2 separate regions of the Homo sapiens genome follow, and region 2 is linked to region 1. A link is a loop called in an ENCODE intact Hi-C map of the cell type or tissue named here. Cell type or tissue: heart right ventricle. All regions are shown on one strand.

Region 1 (8,000 bases):
CAGCTTCACAAATACGTATTTCTAAACTTGCATTCATTTCACTATTTTACATTTGAGAGAAGATGTAAAAAGTAATTTTTAAAATATCTGAAGAGTCGACAGAAAAATCAGTTTGTACACAAGTTTGGAAACAGCCAATATATACAAATTTTCCATCTGTGAGACGATGAGGGATAATGAAGATGGTAAATACATATATTTTTACTGTAAGGGTCTTAATTTGTAATTGTGCATTTCAGGTTCAAATGCAATATGATATTAAATTATTTTAACCAACAGTTTAAGGTTGTAATCTGAAGAACTAGTTGATGATATTTCTCTGCAGCTGATATGAGGCATCCCAAACATTCTGCCAACAGCATTACAAATGTCAAGTATTTTTTTACCTGTGATCTAAGAGATAGCTTCTTGATAAAGGAGTAGTTCTTTGTTATGGAGAGTGATATTTATATTGAAGGTATTTTCTAGTTGCTTTCTTCAGTTTATATGTCTCTGTTCATGCTGTTATACCCCTATAAGGGCTCAATCTAGTCTTTGATCACCTTTCTTCCAATTTTAAACTGCATGAAGAGATTTGATGTAATCTGATAGATCATGAGGCATATTTTGATGACTAATAGAAAACTGAGTTCCTAAAGATTAGTGGCAGCTGTAGAATTGAACATATGTACCCAGTAAACTTAGTTGAGGGCCTTTAAGCATTTAAATGACTTAAATACTCAAAGTAGGCCCTGGCCAATGCTTCTAGTCTTTGTCAACAGAAAAATGTGTTCATTCATCCAACCCATCTCTATTGAGTGGCTAATGTATGCTGGCACCCTGATGGGCACTGTTCCAGAAAATCTTTGAGAGAAACATCTTAGGAATTATTAACGAACAAAAAGGAGTCAATAGAATGGAATGATTTTAACGTGGAAAAAGTGACTTGGGAATCTATATTCCAGGTGTAAGAGGATTACTTTGAGGATGGGTTAAGTAGAGAGGGAATTTAGAAACCTGCCCTCTTCATTACTCTCACTGTGGAGTGACCACGTTTTTGGCTCCCGAGGCTGAGGGCCAGGGCCAGGCCCTTAATGAGGAGCTGTGGGCCGAGCCTCTTGGAGATTTCTGCTAGTTGCTTTCCTCGCCTTTTCTACACACTCCTCAGTACCCCCTCATCCAGGATCAGAACAGAATCAGCTGGAAAATTAAATTACTCACCCTCTTAATGTCAGCTCCCATAAATTTTTTCCTCCTTCTCCCTCAGAGTACAGTTCAACTCTTTTAAGAGGAAAGCCACTGAATGAACCTAGTGCTGAATTTAAACGTTTAAGAGATAAACCTGTCAGTTTCAGATCTCCAAAGAGGACTTCCCTACATGCTCTAGGTTTTGACTTCTAGGGTCCCTCCATTCTATCTTCATTCCTTTCTTCTAATTATTGGGTTAAAAAAATAAAAATAAAAACACTTTTCAGAGTAGGCAGCGCAATGAGTCCACTGGTTCCACGTCTGCCATACGAAGCAGATTTTTGCACAAGGATAAGGTTACCGCTGCCAGCCCAGGACTCCAGCGGTGTGGCCGATCAGGCGCTGGCCTCCTCCCCTCTCCCGCCGACCAGCGAGAGGCTAACAGACGGGTGCAAGTAGACAAGTAGCTGTTTTTATTGAATACAGAAGCTCCTTGAAAACTCCGTGTGCTCCGGGGCTCTCCTGCAATTCCTTTCATTCCCAAAGTGCTGGAGCCAAGCACGCGTCCCCCGTAACTCCCTCCCATTTTTTCTCGGGGATTTGGTAGGCGAGGAGGGAGGAGAGGAGTGGGGAGATGGGGGGTGGTTGGTGGGCTGGGCCTGCTCGGAGTCCTCATTCTTGGGCTGAGGGAGGCGGGGGCGGGCTTGGGGCCGCCCCAGAGTCGTGTGATTGGGTCTGACCCTCAGCCTGCTTGTCAGTTTCGCCCTGGGAGGGGGAGCTGGGAGCAGGGAGGGGAGTGGGCGGAGGAGGGGGCTGCCCGGAGCCACTCGTCCAGCCCACTGACGGCATGAAGCCTTTAGGGGCACACAGTACTCTCAGCTTGTTGGTGGAAGCCCCTCATCTGCCTTCATTCTGAAGGCAGGGCCCGGCAGAGGAAGGATCAGAGGGTCGCGGCCGGAGGGTCCCGGCCGGTGGGGCCAACTCAGAGGGAGAGGAAAGGGCTAGAGACACGAAGAACGCAAACCATCAAATTTAGAAGAAAAAGCCCTTTGACTTTTTCCCCCTCTCCCTCCCCAATGGCTGTGTAGCAAACATCCCTGGCGATACCTTGGAAAGGACGAAGTTGGTCTGCAGTCGCAATTTCGTGGGTTGAGTTCACAGTTGTGAGTGCGGGGCTCGGAGATGGAGCCGTGGTCCTCTAGGTGGAAAACGAAACGGTGGCTCTGGGATTTCACCGTAACAACCCTCGCATTGACCTTCCTCTTCCAAGCTAGAGAGGTCAGAGGAGGTAAGAAAAAATGGATTTGGGGAGGTGGGAGATTGCCGTCGGTCCTACTGCTTCTGCGCCCCTCCCCCCACTTTACCCTTCCTCCCCGCTCTTCAAGAAAAAAAAAAAAAAGCAATTCCCTTAAATACAATCCAGATTGTAGCTGCTACCAGGTTGGAATTGGAAACTGGAGAAAGAGATGAATGTAGGCGGGACAATAAAGGGAGACGAGGTAGGTAGCAGGAAAAAAAGATCTGTCAGGAGGAGAGCCTGCTGAAAATGCCCTTCACCACTTTCCAGCCTCTTTGAAAAGAGGAAAAATATTACCTTGAACACAAGGGCAGTTATACAAAGCTTTTGTTTGAGGCACAGTCTTTAGACTGCCCTTGGAACACATCTGGTTTCTTCAGATTCTAACTAATGGGAATATCTTTTTAAGGGTGAGCTGAGGAGAAAATATAAAGGGTATAAAATGAACCTTGATAAAGTTCTTTGTCTGCAACCAAGTGAGAAGCAGGCTGTTTTAGTTTTGGGGATATAAGAGAAACCAGGGGGGTGAATCTAGAAGATTAGGAACACTCTGTGTGTTTGGGGGGCGGGGGAGGGTCAATCTATTTTAAGTGGACAAAAATTGGCAGATTATTAGGAATAGGTTCAAGATAGGGAGAACACTTTCCCCTGAATTTCAGTGACTCCCCCCACCCCACCCCTCCGCTTCTTCTTGCAGGTTGGACGTGCAGTTCTCTTGGAGAATGATGAAAGTCGCCAAGCAAATGGGGTGGGGGCGGAGGACTAGGGATTGGGAGGGAAGGGGAGGGGGTGTGGGTAGGGTGGGAGGAGAGAGGTAAGGAACAGTTCCTACGTGGCACCACCAAATATTCAATGGCCAGACCTGCTCGGAAGTCTGCAACCCTGTCAGTACCCACGGAGGGAGAGCGACTTCACTCCTCCCCTCCGCCTTCTCCCTCCCTCTTTCCCCCGCCCTTTCCCGAAAAGGCATCTGGCTGGAGCGGTCCGTTAGGTGCCTTAGAATCGACTGGCAGGCGAAAGCCTTTGGAGGTCAGGGAGCCCAGACAGCTTAGAGTAGAAAGCAAGCTTTGTGAGGAGTGCAGAAAGAAGCTGGGGGATAGGAAGGAGGGTGACTGACGAGGTTGGGTCAAGGGAGATAAAAATGGTCAAGCCCAAATGCGTAGGCTTTAGCAGAAACTTGAGTGTGGCCCTGGGTCTAGATGCCAAGATCTGAGCTCTCCCTAATGAGAGTCAGCCCTCCCGGAGGCCGATCTCTGAGACCAGGTTATTCCTTCCACACGCTTAGTGGCTTTCAGCTTCCCGAGTAGCAGGCAGCGCTAGATTATTCCCTTGGGTGACTTTTCCTGCTAAATACAGTGAAAGTCCTATTAGGACTATATTTGAATTTTGAAAGGAGTTATTATGTTGATTAATTATGTTGATTCATTCATTTCCACATTTTCAAGGATAGATAAGAGTGTCTTTGAAAGTGAAATCCATCAAAAAGTTTGTATTTTACTTTTGGTACCTGGTCACCGGTTGGATTGGTCAATTCTGTCAGCAGTTCTGCCCTCTGCTGGTTTTGTTTATTATTTAGAATTCCTGCGTCTACCGTGGGACATGAGGCCTCTGTAAGTCCCTCTTAACTACAGTGGTACTGGAAAAGGACCTTTGATTAAGGAAAAATGGATATGCCATTTCTTTTTCAGCATGTCACACACGCATGTAAATGAGAATATTGTAATGGCAGCTATTTATTGAAAATTATAGGAACTGAGAATTTCTTCGGTGATGGATGAAATACAAGCTCCGAGAGACACTTTTGCATGGATTCAGGGATTATTTTACTGAAGCTATTTATTTTTATTTTCCACATTGAGCCTTTCTGTGGCGATATGTGAATATTTTTTAATATCAAATTTCTGTACTTTTCATGCATAAATTTTCTATTTTCAGTCTAGCAACATACCTGAAACACTTTTAAACAGCATCCCAGTACCACATCAAATAAATGGTGGGAAAACAACTTTCCCTATTTTTATGAAGCCAAGTAATGATAGAAATAGCAAAGTATAAGGATTAGATTTTGTTGGGTTTCTTCTTCATGAAATGCCCTGAAAGTTAAGTGGTAGTTTAGATATTTATATTTTAAGATTTTGTTATGTGTTTTATCAAGCTGTTTAGTGCTCATTTTTCCTGGGAGGCCACATATTAACATAAATCCACTTTTGTAGGCATTCTTATCCCTTAATTAACTTCAAAAAGGGAATAATAGTATATTAATGCTTAAAAAGAAAACATTGGCTACAAATCCTGAATCACCACACAAGGGAAAAATAAACCCAGTGTCCACTTCTGATAATAACCTTTAGATTTGTGGTTGAAGTAAGATTTTATACCAATTTCTAAATAAAGATATTATATCCCAGCATCATACTATGACATTGATTTCATTGAGGTACAGTGATAAGATTTGGATATTAAGCACAAAGATAATTTAAAACAGATACTACTTTTATATAAAATTAAAACATTAAAACCTTAAAACATCTGAGTTCAAAACAAAGTTAGACTCTAAAGAAAATAATATAGAGAAATTTCTTGGAAGTGAATGGATTAAAGAAAATTTATGACTTCATACCTAGTCATATTATTTTACTTTGAAAAATCAAACTATAACTTGGAAATATTTATTATACTCATTAAAAATCAATCCTTGCTGTGATTTAGAATAACAAGGTTAAGTGTGATTTTTATAAATATTTATTTACATTAACTTCAATTTTATGTTTCATATATATGTTTATTTTTAAAGTAAATGATGTATCTCAGCGATTTATTGATATTCTTTGGCAGTTAGTCCATTACTTACTATTCACAGGAGGTGGGGTTTACCTGGAATTCATAGTGACCACACTATGATTATCTTAAGATAGATGAGTTTATGTAAGGGTTTTAAGTAAGAGTTAGACTTAGCTATAATGAAGCACTAAAAAAAAAAAATCTAATTGAATCACTTTTTACTAATTAAAATTACATTTAACCTTTGGCAGTTAAGCCAATACTGTATCTTGTAAAAGGCTGATCAAACTGGGAACTTTGGAAGCTTGTCAGGAATCGATAGTGAGCCCTGAAGAAGTGTAGTTTTGAGTGCCCAGGATCAGCAGGTGAAATGGTCCTGGCTTCCAGAGTATGTGCTAGTCCAACAGTGCAAAGAGATCGAATTTGTCCATTTGGTTCCTTAATCAGAAATCAGAAACTCAGATATGCTTCTGATAAGAAATGCAGTGTTTGCTAAACTCATTAATATTATGTCTTTCCATTTGTTTTTTAAATTCAAAATTGATCAGGACTATAATAGAGAAAGAATATAGACTAAAGAGAAACACCTTTCTGCATGCTTTACACACATAGCTTCAGTTTAGGTGGCACAGATTCTTTTACCTAGTTGTCCATTAGTTTTGAAATTAAGTTTCTTAATATCTTAAAGTGACAATTTGCTTCATAATTAATACTTAACTGAGGGGATACTTTATAGAAGTTATTCTCTAAAAGGTATTTGTATAGTTTTAAACAAAGTTATGCAGTAGCAAAGTGAGAAATGTATTTGCATAACATAATTGGTAAAAAATTAATATTTTTTCGGTTTTTTATTTTCTTCAATTTGTGACTAAAATAGAACCACATGGTTGTTCATGTTAAGTTATCCTTAAAATACAGCAAAGCAAACATCTCTTTTCAAATTTATGGGTTGGCTTTCTAGCTAAGAAAATTGTATAAAGAGTCACCTTTCTTTTCTAAAAATTTGCTTTTTCCTAGGATAAATTCTCTTCACTCTGATTAATTTAGTGAGATGCTGGCTATTTCATGATAACAAGGATTTAAATCAAGTTTGGTTGAGAGTCTCTGTGTAATACAAGCTGAATTTTTAAAAGGTTAAAAAAAGGTGTTTATATAAGATTTTTAAAAGAGAATGCTAGCACTAGAAATTATAGAAATTGCTAATCAATCTTACCTTCTCAATAAATGAGGAAACTAAGACACAAAAAGTTGTCAGCTGAATACTCTTCCTCATAAAAAATATTCTTGTAATATTCAAGGTTTTTCTGAGTAGAGTGAAGATCTGTAATGGTGATCAAAAGAATTTTAAATAATAGAAGTCTGAGACAATGGAATGAGAGGAGAGAACTTAGTAGTGCAAGTTCTAATTAAAGTTTTATTTTGGATTGTCAAAACACCTGAAACTAATGTAAGTACCTTTTAGCTCAGGAAAAAATTGACATTTAATTTATGGGAAGTACTCACTCTCAATGGACTACCATGATATCTGTTGTGCAATCAACAACTATTACAAATTTAATTACCATATGTGAAATTACAAGGAAGTAAAAGAGAAAGAATTCGATATATTATCGCTATATTTATTTCCAGAAGTCTGAAATTATTAGACCATATATTTGCTAGAGTTTAGATTAGTGAGAAGGTAGATATAGTGAAAATGTCTTATATAAAGAAATTTAAATAGAAAATAGTTACAGAATGAATTTTTTAAATACTCTATTTACTACCTTTGAAGAAAGGTAATTTTTGATCATTTGTATTCTTAATTATGTCATTTTATAAGATTACATCAAAGTAGAAGGCGTAATACTCTATTCATTGCTGGATTAAGAACATAGTTTTGTATGCTCTCTAAAGTTGTTAATAGAAGACTAGGTCCAACTTTGAATTTCTAAGAAGCTTAGAAAATTATATATTTATTTCAAATAAAAAATGGCAAATTTCTGATATTTTCAGGTTAATTTCAATTGATTGGATGACATATATTTTATGTATACATATAGTATGACTTTTATTAATGTCAGATAATCATTATGACACACTTGTGTGTTGTTTGTTTAACAGTTTTTTTTTAAACAAGTGGCAAACTGAAGAAAAAAATAGGAGAGAACGTAGTAGTGCAAATTCTAATAAAGGTTTTTATTTTGGATTGTCAAAGTATCTGAAATTACATAAGTATCTGTTAGCTTAGGCATAAATGGGCAGTTAATGTATAGGAAGTAGTCACTCTTAGTAGGCTACCATGATATCTGTTGTGTTGTCAACAACTATTACAAATTTAATTACCACATGTGAAATTGCAGGGATGTAAGGGAGGAAAATTTTGATTTTCTATCTCAAAATTTATTTCTAGAAGTCCAGTCTTCAACTAGTATTCCCACCAAATTAAGAGTCTTTCTGTTTTTAGGGAAAAGCAATACATGGCCATAGGGTCCTGAAGATTATACTGTGAAAGCATTTATCATGAGTTTTTATACTCACAATTAACTATACCATTTTATGTAAATATGGAGTTTAAAAAATGCTGAGATATCTCCATCATTGTATACAATTTTTAATGATTATGTTTAGGTATTTAAAAGCCAGAATTTTATTAGATACACTTTTATTTTCTCCTTACTTTTGGAGAAGTAATCAAGCATGGATGGCGTGATCATTAGGAATTCAAGGCAACTGCAAGTGGGGACTGAGCGTTGGTCAGCATTTCTGCTTTTAC
Region 2 (8,000 bases), 350 kb before region 1:
CTGACAGTAGGGTATAGAGTAGGCTGCTGTAACAAACGCTAAAAAAGTGGAGGTGGCTTTGGAATTGAGTACTGTGTACAGCCTAGAAGACTTTTGAAATGAATGATGGAAAAATCCTAGATTGTCTTGAAAAGACTATTGATAAAAATATGGATGTTAAAAAAGATTTTGGTGAGGGCTCAGCTGGAAATAAAGAACATGTTATTAGACATAGGAAGAAAGGCAGTCTTTGGTATAAAGTAGCAGAAAACTTGGCTGAATTATATTCTGTCAGTGGGTGGAAAGTTAACTCGTAAGTTATGAACTTGAATACTTAGCTGAAGAGATTTCTGTGAAAGTATGGAAAGTGTGTCCTGGTTTCTTTTTGCTGCTTATAGTAAAATATGAGAGGAAAGTGATAAATCGAGGAAGGAACAATTAAGCAAAAGGAGCCAGAATAATAATTGCTAATTTAATATTCTATAAAAATATTTTTATTTTATCAAACTCCTTAAATATTTTTGAATTATTTTTTAAATATATGAAAAATAACATTAATTTAATTAGCACAATCTTCATTGTCTAACAAATCAACCAGATTCTGCCTACTGTTTGTCTATAAGTCTACCTTTATTTAAAAAATAAATTAAATGTGTTACTGTGTGTATTTCAATCATCCCAGGTCAGAATTGGTCAGATTGATAAATAGATGGATTAGGTATGCAATCTGCCATGAGATTTTGAAATAAAGTGAAGCTACCTTTAATATTTTCCTACAGATATTCTTTTTGCTTTGTTCTCATGGAACTTATTCTAAAGAATTAGGCATTTTTGGTGAGAGTTTGGGGGACAGAAAAAGTGACATCATTAAACAAAATTTTATCACTTCTGCAATGTACCTGAATGCATTCTACAAAATATCTGAATTCAGAACATCTTTTCATCATCTAGACTACCTTATATCTACTGCTAAATTGAGCCTTATCAGATTATTTATATATTTATATATCTGCTCTCTCCCTCCAAACCCTTTTTTATAACAGGTTCTTATATTCAGAATACAGATCTTCATGACATTCAGGCAAGAAGATCCAGGAAGTACTTCTCTAATCTTAAGTTCGTAGTATTTATGTATGTGATGCGCGCAGGGATGCTTAATATATTATTTTGGAAAATTTCCTTTATGCTTAAAATATTGCATAATTTTTAAAATTTTAATATTGGTAAAAAAACATACAGAAATGTACCATCTTAACCATTTTTAAGTGCACAGTTCAGAGGTGCTAAGTATATTCTCACTGTGGTGCAACAGATCTCCAGAACATCATTATTTTGCATAATTGGAACTCTATATCCATTAACTACTCCCCACTTCCCTTTCCCTGTAGCTGCTGGCAACCACCATTCTACTTTCTTTATCTATAAATTGGATTACTTTAGATACTTCATATAACTAGAATCATATATTATTTGTGTTTTTGTAACTAGCTTATTTCACTTAGTATAATGTCCTCAAGGTTATTCCATGTGTTACATACATTCCATGTATGTAACAGGATTTCCTTCCTTTCTATAGCTGAATAATATCTCATTGTGTGTGTGTGTGTGTAAATATTGCATTTTTTATTTACTTATCTATCAGTGGATATTTGGATTGCTTCCACCTCTTGGCTATTGTGAATAGTACTGCTATAAAAAAACACAATATGCAAATATATCTTTGATATTTTGCATTTAATTCTTTTAGACGTGTGCCCAGAAGTAGGATTGCTGGATCATGTGGTAATTCTATTTTTAATTTTTTGAGGAATCTCCGCACTATTTTCTATAGCCACAGCACAATTTTACATTCCTACCAGAATGCACAAGAGTTCCAATTTCTCTACATGCTTGCCAACACTTGTTTTTTTTTTTTTTATTTTCTTTGTTAGTTTTAATAGTAGCCATTCTAATGGATGTGAGGTGATTATGCATAATTTTAAAATAAAAATATAGTAAATATCATTTTCAGTATTCTATTGAAAAATGCACTACAGAGTTAATAACATAATTAGTGAAATGTATGTGGCATGCATAAAAATAGGTTTCCATTTTTAATGGCAAGATTAGAAGCAGAACATTTTTAAAGACATGAGACAGAATGAGTACTTCCAAGATTTTTCAAAATTCTGACTCATTACTGTTGTGTGAATTTTAGTAGAATCAGTTTCTTTAACACATATAAAGCTCTGTGCCAAGCACTATTCCAAGTGCTTTTCAAATATTAAGCATCCACTCATACTAATTTTTCTATGATATAGATATTTTTATGCTCATTTTACACAAGAGGAAATTGAGGCTTAGAGGGAGTCTTAGCAAGTAAATGGGAGAGCAAAAATTCATTTAATATTGACTAAAATTAACTTCAGAAAGCCAAAGATATTTCAATCATATCTTGTTATTTTCAAGAGATTCTGCCTCATTTTACTGGGAAATACTTGTATTTCTTAATCATATTCTCATATTGTCAAGTTCCTCCTTCTGAGAATAGGCCTACCAAGGTAGAAAAGCAGACATTGAGGGTTGGAGTTCTGCTAGCCTAGTGGCACAAATAGAATAGAGTCAAGGAATGTAAGGTATTAACAAGAGAGTGCCATGGCTAGGAAAAATATAGAGATTTCAGTGAACATGATGGCTCAGTGAAGTCAAAAATACAGGAAGTAGATGAAAGAATAAGAGTTTGGAGTCAGAACAATGTGATGTATGAATTTATAGTTTTCAGCGGTTCATTAGAACATCCAGTTTAACTAGAGAAAAATAACATCAAAACTAGAAAGCTTAGTTATTTAATTGAATATTTTTTTAGCTGACTTGAGTAAAAGAAAGTTTTAGAATAAAAGTCCAATATATAATTTAATTACATGTAGCAATATTGAAATGTTTCTCAGTTTATTTGTGTAAACTTATCAAATTTAGTATTTCAAACCAGGATACTTTAACTTGTGTGGACTTATCGAAGTACATTGTCATTTAAAAACCATGCATTAGTCACATATTAAGAAAACAATAGTGTACAATGTAGTCTTATAAATGCAAATGTTCCACAATTACTCATTTGTAGTATTGTTTTAAAAGTAATTCCTTGGTGAATAAGAAAAAACATACTGTCAAAGCTCTGAGGTAAGATAGATTCATTTTTTTATGTCAACTTTCCATATTCACATACTTTTCAGAAAAAGAATCTATAATATAATGTTGTCTTCTTAATTTTACATTATAAAAAGATTAACATTACATACACTTTGGGGTTTTCTGCTTCTAAGCTATTTCTTCAAAATTTATTAATTCTCTTTGACTAAATCAGCTAAGACCTTGTCAAGTATTAGTTTGTTTTGAAATTAGACTCCACAAATGTATATAAGACAATTACATTCTTGTCTTGAGCTTAAAAATTTAAAATATAGTTTGGCACTGAGGGTCTAAGATATTTTAAGTTTAATAGTACAATTATACCACTGTTCACTAAATAAATCTTGAGTCTAGAGCAGCTACCTAGGGATTCTATGCTATTGTTATGATTGACCTGTAGAGGTCACTATTAACAGACAAATGAAAAGCTTTTTGCAATTACAGGTTAAATAGCTAAATTTTAATTTCTGTCTGCTCCAAATTAGTAGAAAGATTATAACACTACCTGGCACTAAGACATCATAAAATGTAACACAGCTTTAAAATTATATTTTTAGATAGTTAAATGATTAAAGTAGATATTACTACCTGAATAAATTAGCCAAATCATATGATTTCCTAAACTTCCAATTTCCATAGTTCCTTAAGCAAATTGACAGAAGACAGACCCTACTGAATTGAGTTTTAATACTTTTCTATTTAATTATCTTCTCTAGTATTTAATATAAGAATCTATGACAAGCAAAGGGAAACCAGACCTTGTTTGAATTCTCTGAACTTGAGATGTATCCTAGGAAGTGTGAATTTTACCCATTAAAAAAAAAAAAAAACTGAGCAGAAAACACTAATAAAAAGTGATATAAAGTAATCAACTTATAGCCTTTTCAGTTAGATGGCAACCAGGTGGATATAGGTAGGGAAAGAGAGGAAGACTGTTCAATAGAAAAACCATCCTTACCATGAATGCCAGTAAAACGCCCTCAGAATGAAGGGAATCTGTCATTTTGTGTAAATTCTCTTCTGCTTCCATAAACACAGCCGTAATCAATTAAAGACCAACTTGTGAAGGAGCCATTGTTTGCAGTTCCATTCAGACATTGCTGAGTTGTCTTTTAGACTGCCCGTGCGGAAACACTGGTAAGGTGATGAGAAAGTTCAAAGCACCTAACTTTTCAATGTGGATTTTGTTCCTTAGACTTTATTTTATCTTTTTATTCATTAAAAAAATTGGAGTGTCATATATGTGTTGATTTTTGCTTCTGGGAAATGAAGGGGGCTTAAGAACATAGCAATGCTTGAAAATACTCTAAAGATACAATTCCCTGTGACTTTCAGAGAGCAGTGTCTCTCATACATGAGTTCAAGAGGAATCAGTGTTAAAAATGCTTGTTAAGAAAATAAGCAATACTACTTCATCAAAATTCTCTTGGTAGAAAGTGAGAGTGTTTTCTTTAACATCAACAAATCACTTTTTAAATTTTCCATGATTGCCATTTTCTTCTTGTTCTCAACCTCTCTCCTATGCTCCTAATTTGAGAGAGGCCCTATTATTGGCACTGAAGTTGTCAATGTCCAATCTTGATTGCTGGATTTGGGAGACTGGTGGAACTTTACTGAAGAGGAGATGTAATACTACATTCAAACTATTTGGCATAAATGATTTTTAAAATTAACATAATAATGATGAATCAACATTAAACATTTAATGCTATTGGTATGTATGAAACTAGGAGTAACCAAACTCTTTCTCTCTCTCTCAGACATAGGGAATAAAAGTTACTTAGTAATAAAAGTAAACCCTTAGATGCTTTTCTAGACAGAAATGGTCCAAATTTCTTCCCTGCCTGCCTAAAGAATAATCTGGAGTAGGCCTGGATGAAGTCCCATTCAACCATAGTTGAATATTCAAGCCAAATATAAAAGTTTATAAAATGGAAATTAAAGAATAAAGTGATTCAACAAGAATATGTTTTTTTTTCCTAAGACTTCTTTACTTTTCTAGATCAAATAAGGAGAACAATTCTCTTTGGGACTACAATTTAATAAAACTGCTGTGTCTTGTCCCCATTATGTGTGCACATAAGCCTCTCTCTCTTCTCCTTGAGTGACATGTCTGGGGAGGTTATAAGGAAAAGCCTTAGTGCCCAGACCAGCCACTGTACAGATGACTCAGGACACCTTCACTAAATCCATTCATTACCCTGGCCCTAGTGGGAGTTACAAGCAAAGCCTGCCAATTAGATGTTGGTAATGTGGACTCTGCTTTAGGGAATTGGGTAAGACTGCCAGAATTCATTCCTGAACTTTAGCAGCCACAAAAGCGTATTTTTCTGTCGTCTGAAACTGATTCAAAACCAGGTCCCAAAAGGACAAGCTTCCTTTTGTGCACCATGTATCCTCAAGTCCAACGACTACTAATGTCACAACATCAGGTTTTGCACAGGATCACAGGAAACATCTGATGAAGGAAAAGAGAAGAAAAAAGTCATCGTTTGAGTTGATTAACCTCTGTTTTACTCTATTTTCTAATTTTTGACTATTCTTTTTGGAAAATTATTCTTTGGTAGTTCACCACAAATTAATGGTGTTTTATTCTTAAATGAGAGATTAAATGTGTGACATATCAGAATCATAAAAAAAGCTTTCCAAAATCTTTAGATGTTGAATTTAGTAATAATGTCATTTCATATTCAGGGCTGCTTGTCCTTGCCTTGAAAAAATATTTCCAAAATCCTATTCTGAAGCTGTATTGGCGTCACTATTTCTTTCTCTGTTAATAAACACACATTAAGTGGAAATGCTTTGCTTTCAAGTTCATTGACATTATCATTGTTTCATTTTTATTTTTTATTTTTTGGTTTTTATTTTTACATGTTAGTTTGAATGTTCGGGTGATGATTTGAAATTGTTGAGGGGCAAAGGTAGATTTTCTTAATAAGGATTCTGTGAGTTTAAATATCTTATTAGTATAATAAACAAATCTTGGAGAATTTCCAAGTCATTTTGCAGAAAATGTGAGAGAACTCTAAACAGTAAGAACTTTAGATAGTAAAACTGCTAGTACATGTAGACTCAAACAAGAAAGATTTGACTCTGTATCAAGGTGATTTTTTCTTTTTTTCTTCCTAAAGCAATGTATTCTTTTGGCTTCTAGTCCTAATTTTACTTTAGAAATTATTTTTTAATGTGTTTCAGACAGGGGCCTTCTGTCCAGGTCTTGAATACAAGTACTGTATCTTTGTTTTGTATTCTTGTACAAATATATTTTATTGGGAACCTATTTCAAAATGCTTGTTAAACATATGAGCCTATTCACATAAATGCACTCTAGTGCTGTAAATGTAGGGGCAGAAGTTGGAACAGAGGAACCTATGTGTCCTGCTCATGGCAGCAGCTCACTGTTTGGGGAGAGAGGTTTTTCTTCATCAGCTCACTGCTTGTGCACACGCCGCACTTCATACGCACTTACTTCTCTCTGCTGTGACATGCAAGCACAGATACGCACACACACACACACACACAAACACACACGCGCGCACACACACACACCCATTTATAATTTAAGGGAAAAAACATATTAGTCATAAAGCTTAAGAGTTGAAAGTAAGCAAGTAAGGCCAGGATAGTAACTGTTCAGAACTTGAATGAATTGCCACAGTTTTCACCAAGTAACTGGCTGGCCCTTCTCAGGCAGGCTCCAAATTCCTGTTGAAATGAAGACTTTCTTTCCTGGACTAGGACTGGCATTCCTGGGAAACAATGGCCCTTTTCAAATAGGCTCTGAAATTTCACAGGTGAAGGGAGAGGGGCAGTCATTTGATCCCACCCACAAGAAGCCTGTTAGTATTTTAAAAAGTGAAGACAGAGCCTATCATGGAAATACAGGCAAAGCTGGCTAGTGGCTAAGAGCTGCAATCTAGACCCACAGTTCTGCAGATCCCTGTGAAATATGAATCAATTTCAATGTTCTGTCTTCGACTTACATTGCAACTCTTTTTTCTAGATTTTCTAAAGAGCAGAGTACAGAACCACTGAAATTGAGTTTTACTTCATATTACATGTTCTAGAAGAGCAATACAGAAGTTTAATTAGGGCATGATATTAGAATCTATAAAATAAACATCTACTAATGTATATGTGTGTGAATATATAAATACATATATAAATATATATATAATAATTTTGAAAGAGATGCAAGATTAAAATACCAAATAGATACACAAAACTCACGCATATATAATAAATATCATATACAACCTAATATGATAATTTTACCTTGCATCTCTTCTAATATATTTGAGTTTGGTCTAATTATATTTTAATTCAGTGATTTAAAGATTTAAAATACTAAGATAATTTAGGGAATTCTTTATAAAAACATAGACTATATCCAATTTGAAAGAATTTGAGCATATTGATTATTGTAATTACAGTTAATCTCAGGTGTATTTCATAGCTTAAACTTTTGAGAATAAATTCACAGCTATTTTTGAAACTTTTATTTGATCAGATCTCTCTGTGATTAAGGTACACTGTGGGTTTTAGTACTCTGTTTCATGTATGAAAAAACCAAAGAATGTTCCAATTGTGATATTTATTATTAATAAAATAGGCAAAGCTTATTAGACACACCTTCCTGCAAGTGACTATATCATTCCTTTTTTAGTCTTTCCAACGATCCTGATAATTGTTCCAAGAATGTTGTTGCACCCAGTATTTAGCTTAGTCCTAACTTGAAGACTGATTTTAGATGTATATTACTGAAGACTCAGAAAACACTTATTTTTTCCTTAAAGGCAAATACAAATCTATTTATGAAACTATTATTGAATTATATAGGCCTTCTCTAAGAA

What was found. A loop is a pair of places that touch in the nucleus more often than their neighbours do. Peaks named below come from ENCODE experiments on the same cell type or tissue, not always from the same donor. Only the 100,000 strongest peaks of a DNase experiment are listed, where the experiment ranks them.
Region 2: a loop joins it to region 1, with 9 times the contacts of the local background. A loop is called at or near these places in 34 of 110 quality-filtered maps.

Annotation. Positions count from the first base shown.
Region 1 is chr1:103,102,528-103,110,527 of GRCh38, reverse strand. It overlaps COL11A1 (collagen type XI alpha 1 chain), which reads left to right and starts at 2,006. Exons shown (of 67, transcript NM_001854.4): 1 at 2,006-2,455. The coding sequence starts at 2,350. In heart right ventricle, CTCF peaks have their summits at 3,805 and 4,014 (motif pointing left); no DNase peak of the experiment used is centred here; H3K4me3 peaks cover 2,196 bases; H3K27me3 peaks cover 3,414 bases.
Region 2 is chr1:103,456,929-103,464,928 of GRCh38, reverse strand. The region is part of intron 1 of RNPC3-DT (RNPC3 divergent transcript); the gene reads left to right. Among named protein-coding and RNA genes, the nearest start is that of RNPC3-DT, 65 kb to the left of the region's middle. In heart right ventricle, a CTCF peak has its summit at 3,529 (motif pointing right); no DNase peak of the experiment used is centred here.